3 separate regions of the Homo sapiens genome follow, and regions 1 and 3 are each linked to region 2. The links are chromatin loops, found by intact Hi-C in ENCODE. Cell type or tissue: chondrocyte. All regions are shown on one strand. Region 1 overlaps REXO1 (RNA exonuclease 1 homolog). Region 2 holds the start of UQCR11 (ubiquinol-cytochrome c reductase, complex III subunit XI). Region 3 has its middle 20 kb from the start of TCF3.

Evidence for each region. A loop is a pair of places that touch in the nucleus more often than their neighbours do. Peaks named below come from ENCODE experiments on the same cell type or tissue, not always from the same donor. Only the 100,000 strongest peaks of a DNase experiment are listed, where the experiment ranks them.
Region 1: it touches region 2 in a loop (5-fold over the local background); 10 of 110 quality-filtered maps call a loop at or near these places.
Region 3: a loop joins it to region 2, with 5 times the contacts of the local background. A loop is called at or near these places in 31 of 110 quality-filtered maps.

The regions. Positions count from the first base shown.
Region 1 is chr19:1,825,333-1,827,832 of GRCh38, forward strand. It overlaps REXO1 (RNA exonuclease 1 homolog), which reads right to left. Exons shown (of 16, transcript NM_020695.4): 2 at 1,546-2,500; 3 at 507-611. Among named protein-coding and RNA genes, the nearest start is that of MIR1909, 10 kb to the left of the region's middle. RefSeq lists a silencer at 1,876-2,011. In chondrocyte, CTCF peaks have their summits at 968 (motif pointing left) and 1,243; no DNase peak of the experiment used is centred here.
Region 2 is chr19:1,604,524-1,607,023 of GRCh38, forward strand. UQCR11 (ubiquinol-cytochrome c reductase, complex III subunit XI) reads right to left here and starts at 939. Exons shown (of 3, transcript NM_006830.4): 1 at 837-939. The coding sequence starts at 886. RefSeq lists silencers at 690-759, 810-1,069 and enhancers at 1,130-1,439, 1,895-2,500. In chondrocyte, a CTCF peak has its summit at 1,446 (motif pointing right); a DNase peak (open chromatin) is centred at 1,055.
Region 3 is chr19:1,671,273-1,673,772 of GRCh38, forward strand. No RefSeq gene overlaps it. Among named protein-coding and RNA genes, the nearest start is that of TCF3, 20 kb to the left of the region's middle. RefSeq lists a silencer at 578-1,277 and an enhancer at 1,102-1,629. In chondrocyte, a CTCF peak has its summit at 1,013; a DNase peak (open chromatin) is centred at 2,287.

The DNA of each region.
Region 1 (2,500 bases), 220 kb after region 2:
ACAAACAAACAGAAAACAGAGGGATGAAGCTGGGAGCAGTGGCTCACGCCTGTAATCCCAACGCTGGGAAGCCGAGGCAGGAGGATCACTTGAGGTCAGGAGTTGGAAGACCAGCCTGGGTGACAAAGCAAGACCCCCTTTTTTTATAATTTTTTTTTTTTGAGACAGAGTCTTGCTCTATCACCCAGGCTGGAGTGCAGTGGTGCAATCTTGGCTCACTGTAACCTCTGCCTCCTGAGTTCAAGCGATTCTCCTGCCTCAGCCTCTCTAGTAGCTGGTATTACAGGCACCCATCACCATGCCCAGCTAATTTTTGTATTTTTAGTACAGATGGGGTTTTGCCATGCTGGCCAGGCTGGTCTCGAACTCCTGGCCTCAGGTGATCCACCCGCCTTGGCCTCCCAAAGTGCTGGGATTACAGGCGTGAGCCACCAAACCAGGCCAACCTCGTCTTTAAAAAAAAAAAAAAAAAAGGCTCCTGCTGGCCTGGCCTCTGCGGACCTTACCTCCTGGCCTTGCTTGGAAAGGTGGGAGATCCTCCTCTTCTGCCCGGGGAACAGAGTGGTCAGACCCGAAAGCCCCTTCTCCTCACTCTTCTCTTCCTTGGGGGGCTAAGACACATGTCCGTCCGTCAGCACAGGTCTGCCCTCGCTGCCAACACCAACACACCCCAACCTCAAACTGCCCCCGGCAAGTGGGGAATGGAACAGTCCAGCCCCCAGGCACAGCAGCTGAGGGCTCAGGGCCAACAGTCCCTGGGCTTTGTGTGGGTGCAGTCGGAGGGGTGGGCAGGTGTCACACGTTCTGCAGATGCCCAAGGCTACCTCTCCTGGGCACCCAGGGCCCCAGCTTGGAGACCCCAGGGCTGCAGAATGAAAGCACACTGGGAAAGCGAGGCCACCTTGGGCCGAACCAGCTGCTGCGGGCTGAGCACTTGGGCTCAGTCTGTGTGGAGTGAGCTCCCCCTGGTGGCCAATTTGGGGACACGGGGCCAGGAGACCCAGGGGTCCAGGGCTGGCCCAGGAGAGCAAGAGCTCGCCACGCTGGGAGTAGGGAGGAGGGAGGGGAGGAGAAAGGAGCCGGAGGGGATGAGGAGGAGGCAAGGAGAGGAGACAGAGGAGCTGGAAGAGAAGAGACAGAGATGGGGGAAGGGAGGAGGGGAGAAGAGAGGGGGAAGGGAGGAAAGGGGAGGCGAGGGGAGAGGGGCTAGAAGGGTGTGCCGGAGGTGGATTCCCCTGAGGTGGGTGGGTGGGCCAATATCCCCCTGCCAGTCAGTGGGAACAGACCGTGTGCACGTGGCCACAGAAGCCTGGCTGGTGGCCACGGGCCAGTGACCTCTGGGTGGGTGAGGGGCAACAGGAGCAACAGGGCTGCCCGGGTGCTCCTGAGCTCCTGAGATTTCAACGGGCTCAGGGACCAGCACTGAGGAGCTGCCTCCACCCCGTGCCTCCGAGCCAACTGGAAACCACTCCAGATAGAAGGTCTCTCACCAGGCCCTCGGCTCTGCCTCTGCCCGAGCCCAGCCCCAGCACCCGCGCGCCTCACCTGCCGGGCCAGCCGGCCTCTGTCCTCCGTCTTGACGCTGGTGGACTCGTTGAAGATCCGCAGGCACTCCTCCATGGGGTCGGAGTCAAAGTCCACCTCCTTCTCCAGGGCCGAGTAGTCCACATCCGCCCCCGCGCTGGAGGTGGAGGAGGAGGAGGAGGAGGAGGAGGATGGGGCGGGGGAGGGGGGCGGGGAGGCCTTGAGCCGCTTGGGCGGCCCCTGCGCCTCCGGGAAGCCCAGGCTGGAGTCTGAGTCGGAGTCTGAGTCCGAGCTGAGGCTGGGGAGGGCAGAGGGCCACACGCTCGGCACCCCTGGCCCTGCGGCCTCGTCCTCACTCTCGTCCCCAAAGAGGTCGGCGTGGCTCAGGGCCCGCTTCTTCAGCTTGGGGGCGTCCTGGGAGGCGCCCTCGTCTAGTGAGCGGGCTTTCCGCTCCACTAGCTTCCCCGACGGGGCCTTGGTGCTCTTCCTGTCGGGCAGCTGGAGGGGGCGGGGTGGGCCTCTGCCGGCCGCCGGTCGGGAGTCCCCGCTTGTGGGGCTCGGCCGCCGCGCTGGCCGGTCAGGCCTCCCTTTCCCTGAGGTGGCCACAGGAGTGGCCGAAGATGGCTTCTTCTTGGTCCCTTCCGGCCGCTCTGCCTTGCGCCGGGGGCTGCTGGCCTGCGGGCCCTTCTTGTCCGCACGGGGCTTCTCCACAGGCCGCCCTCGGCCCTTGTCCTTGGTCTTGTCCTTCCCCTGGGCCCCGTCTTTGCAGCTGGGGGCAGGTGGGGCCCCGGTTTTTTTCTTCTTGGGTTTTCCCTCCTTGGGGCAGCCCCCATCCTGTGAGGACTGGACCTGGGCTGGGGAGGCGGGCTTGGCTGGGGGCGGCTGGAGGTCCCCCACGTCGCACTGCACGGCCGTCTCCTTGGTCTCCCGCAGGCCGCCCCCCTCGGCCTCCAGGCCCTCTTTGGAGGGTGGCTGC
Region 2 (2,500 bases):
TTTTTTTTTCTTTTCTCTTTTTGGGACACAGTCTCATTCTGTCACCCAGGCTGGAGTGCAATGGCGCAATCTCAGCTCACTGCAACCTCCTCCTCCCGGGTTCAAGCGATTCTCCTTCCTCAGCCTCCCGAGTAGCTGGGATTAGAGGCACCCGCCACCACGCCTGGCTAATTTTTGCATTTTTAGTAGAGACGCGGGTTTCACCACGTTGGCCAGGCTGGTCTCGAACTCCTGACCTCAGGTGATCCACCTGCCTCGGCCTCACAAAGCGCTGGGATCACAGGCGGGAGCCACCGCACCCAGCCAGGCCTTGCTTCTTAGCACCCCACGTGGAAACACCAGACAACCCTACGGAGGCCACCCCCAGCCCGGCTTCTATGGGGGCCACCCCTATGCCGTCCCGCTGCCCACGTGGGCTCAGGCGCAGCTGAAGCTTTCACGCTCCTTGTTAAAAATCATAAAAACCAAAATAGTGGCAAAGGCCGAAGATGCCGCGAGTGCTGGGCTGGGGATCGGGACTCGGCACCTTCTGGGCGCTTCCGTCCAGGGGGTCACCATTCGGATCCCCCGGTAGAGATGGGGAAACTGAGGCTTGGAGCGGCCTAGCCGCGGAGCCGGGCATGCTGGGGTTTGGCCTTGGGTCCGTCACGTCCCGTTCACGCCGGGACGCGCCGCTCCGCCTCTCGGCCTCAGTTTCCCCCTCTGTCACCGGGAACAACAAGGGACCTGGGCCCGGCCCGGCCCGGCCCCCGGAAACGCGCACAAATACGGAACGCAGCGGCGCGGGGCTGGGCCGAGGCGGGAGCGCGGATGGGGCCGCGGGTCGGCGTCCTCACCAGTTCTTGACCAGCTCCCGGTAGCGTGGGCCCAGGAACCGGGTCACCATCGCGGCGGAGTCGCACCCTCAGGATGACCCTGTCCAGCTGACCCGGCTACACTGCGCAGGCGCGGCCGCGGCGCGCACGCGCGCGGGGAGGGCGGGGGGGGGGGGAGGAAAAAAAAACATCATCCGCCACTGTGCGCGCAGACCCGGAAGCCACTTACAGTAACTTCCGGCGAGGGTTGGACGACCGCGGAGAAGTGGTCCGGAGTGGGCGGCGTTAGGGCGGTGCTTTCTGGCCACGTGGTCTGGCGGCCGATTGTGCTTCTGGGCTCCGCGGGGCTACCTGCCAGTGATTTTGTGCGCCTAGTATGTGCCAGAACGTTATTTACAATGAAGGAAACTGAGGTCCAGCGGGGAAGGGTCTTGCTCAGAGTCACACAGAGGGGAAGAGCTGGGATTGGAGCCCACTTTTGGAGGCGTCAGGCGTTGTTCCTGATTCGCTGTAGGACTTTGGTCGAGCGGCAGTGCTTCCCTGAGCCTCAGCGTTGCCCGTTGCTTGGAGGCCCTGTCGGAAATCTCTTTGCAGGATTCCGTTTGCGAGCCTGGGTTATTCCTCATTCCGGCAGCAGAGGGTGGCCTGGCTCCTTGCTCGGTGAACGTCTCTGGATGCTCTTAGCTGATGACAGGCAGGTCTTTCTGCCTCCTGCTTTCCACCGCACCAGGCTCGCTTGGGCTCGCCTTTCTCCAGTCCCTGCTTCCTCTGCTCTCCCACAACCCGGCGCAGCACCGTACATGCTCACTCAGCTCCCAGCTTCCAGCCTCCCCCCTGCACACCGGGCCGGTGTGGGCAGAAGGAAGAGGGGCATATTCCCAGACACCGCCATTGCACTTTTGTGCCTTTTCCCCCATATTCAAGAGTTGCCTCCCTCAGGAAGCCCTCCTGGACTGCCTGACCCACAGGCACCTTTACAGCATGAACGGAAAGGCCATAGCCTAGACGGGGCACTGGGCGTGATTTGTCTCTCGGGCGCCAGCGTCACTTGCAGGCCTCGTGATAAGGAATGGACACCGTGGGTTCTTCTGCCCAGCCTGGCCTGTCCTCCTGGGGTCAGCCCCTCAGTACACCCCAAGCCTGCAGCTCTCTGGGGACTGCGGGTGCTAACCCATCCCTATCCCTGGTTAAGGACTCAGGGTGGGAGCCGGAAATAGGTTTTGGACACCACAGTCTGGGCACTGTTTTTCTTTCTTTTTTTTTTTGAGACGGAGTCTCGCTCTGTGGCCCAGGCTGGAGTGCAATGACACGATCTCGGCTCACTGCAACCTCCGCTTCCCGGGTTCAAGCTTCTCCTGCCTCAGCCTCCCAAGTAGCTGGGACTACAGGCGTGAGCCACCACACCTGGCTAGTTTTTGTATTTTTAGTAGAGATGGGGTTTGGCCATGTTGGCCAGGCTTGTCTTGAATTCCTGACCTCAAGTGATCCGCCTCCCAAAATGCTGGGATTACAGGTGTAAGCCACCGGGCCCGGCCCTGGGCATTGTTTGTAGAACTTTCCAGTTGGCTTGGGGTTTTTGAGCTTGGGATCAGAGAGCACCTGAATAAGACTCTTCCCATTGGTGGAAACTTAAAAAAGTGGGATGCAGGGGCTGACACAGAGACTATTAAGAGAAAGGACAGGAA
Region 3 (2,500 bases), 67 kb after region 2:
GATCGCTACTGCACTCCAGTCTGGGCGACAGAGTGAAACTCCGTCTCAAAAATAAATAAATAAATACATTTTTGTAGGACAGGGGTCTTGCTATGTTTCTCAGGCTGGTCTCGAACTCCTGGGCTTAAATGAGCCTTCTGCCTCAGCCACCTAAAGTGCTGGGATTACAAGTGTGAGCCATCACGCCCTGTCTTTGCCACTCTTGCATTTGGGCATCAACGCTGGCATTGGCCAGGGGAACTGGGATTCTGGAATTTTCTCCAATTGGCTCCATCCTGAGAATCCCATATTTGGAAAGCTGTGAATTCAAGTTCCGAGTATCTTAAAACCTTTGGATTTTACCCATCGAGGCTGAGGATAGTAAGAATATTTACCGGCCAAGAATATCACTTTAAAAAAAAATCAAAACAAACCTTTGTATTCTCTGTCCTAGGTAGACCCTAAATCCTGCCCTTGTCCTCACCTCCTGCGCTCAGATCGGAAACCTGGGACCTTTGCCTCCAAACCCCACCCCACAATCCCGCCCAGGCTCAGGACTCAGTTCCCTTCGCCCCCACCGCGCCCTCCCCCGGCCCTCTGCACCTGCCGCGTCCCGTACCCGGCCTGCTCTTCTTCACCATTGGTGCCTTTTCCTTCAACCCCACCTCCCCAGGGAAGCCCTCCTGGTGACTTCACCACGCCTGTGTGTTCAGTTATTCTCCCTCTCCCTGGGAGGTGGGGAAACCGAGGCATAGAGCGGCGAGGCTGGTGCTCACGGCCCCCCGGGGTCCTCCCCAGACCCCTCCCCTCCCTGTGGTCCGGGGGTGCATGGGGTGGGGCGCGGGGGCCTCGCTGGTCCTGGGGTTCAGTCGGGCGCGCGTGCTGCCACCTGGTGGCCAATGGGGCAAGGCCGCGGGTCCTCCCCGGGCGTCGGGGCCCCCACCCCACGGAGCCCACCCTGCGCTGGGGGAGGTGGGCTCAGGAAAGCCGCGGCCCCCGCTCGGGACGCCAGGGGTGGGGGACACGGAGCTTCGCCAGACTCCCCCAAACTCGGGCGCGTCATGGGAAGAATGGAGGGAGCTGGATGATGGGGGTCCTGCGGGCTGCCTTCCCTGGGTCTTCTGGTGTTGTCCCCGTCCCGTCCCCTTCTTACCCCTGCGTGACGCCCAGACCGAGGGAGGTGGGACTGGGACCCCCTTCCAGGGACAGAGCTGCAGCGGGTCTGGCGTCCACCAGGGCGCGCCCGCAGCCCAGAAACCCGCGGGCGCTCCCCACGTGCGCGCTCACACGTGCATCCGCGGCTACCCCAGTGCCTCGCGGCTCGGGCTTTTTTTAATTTTTATTTTATTTTTATTTTTTTGAGACGGAGTCTCGCTCTGTCACTCAGGCTGGGGTGCAGTGGCGCGATCTCGGCTCACGGCAACCTCCACCTCCCTGGTTCAAACGATTCTCCTGCCTCAGCCTCCAGAGTAGCTGGGACTACAGGCACGTGCCACCACGCCCAGCTAATTTTTGTATTTTTAGTAGAGCTAGGGTTTCACCATGTTGGTCAGGCTGGTCCCCAACTCCTGACCTTGTCATCCGCCCACCTCGGCCTCCCAAGGTGCTGGGATGACAGGCATGAGCCACCGCGCCTGGCCGGCTCAGGCATTTTGACCCGAGGCACACGTGGTCCTGTGTGGTTGGTGTGTTTCTGAATGAACAGTGTTCACGTAGATTCAGGTGTGCCACACGTGATGTATACGGGGCATGCTTATGCGTGTTCTCGCATGCTCGTGTGCATTCTAGCATGTGTGCTCACTCCTATACACAGGTTTGCATGCGTGTGCTGGCATGTCCGTGTGGGTGCACACAGAGGCTGTGACATGTTCGCTCGTTGCCACGAGCTCAGGTGTGTTTGTACATGGTCAGTCCCGTTTATACATGTGCACGCATGGGCACGTATGTGCCAGGAAGGTTCACACATACACCTTCTCATGTGCGGCCTGCTGTATCTGCACATGTGTGTCCTGGTAAACGCGTGTGTTTGCGTGTTCTGGTGTGCTTGCGCATGTTTGTGTGTGTGCATGTGGGCGCACTCACAGCCACAGCCCATGCTGGCGTCCCTGAGTGCAATGGCCCCTTATGGACTGGGTCCTACAGGACACCCCTGAGTCAGGCCCCACATACCCCAGGGCCCTCCCACAGCTCCACTGCCCCAAACCCCCTGGCCCTGTGAGCCGATCCCTGCAGCCAAAGGGTCCAGGTCGCCCCCAGTCAGCCTCTCCCTGGTCTGCCCCAACCCCCAGCTCTCCACTCGATCTCCCCCACTTCAGTGGCTGCAGCCTCCTGCACCCGCACCCTCTTCCTGCTGTGGTGGCTTCTGGGTCCGGTCCCCAGTCAGCCCCAGCTGCTGCCTGTGCCCCCAAGAGATGCAGAGCTCTTAGGAGGCAGGGCCGTGTCTGGGGTCCACGGCTGCACCCTGATCTCTGGTATCCAGCCGGCACGCGGTAACCAGGTCAGAAGCCTAACCGTCCTTCAG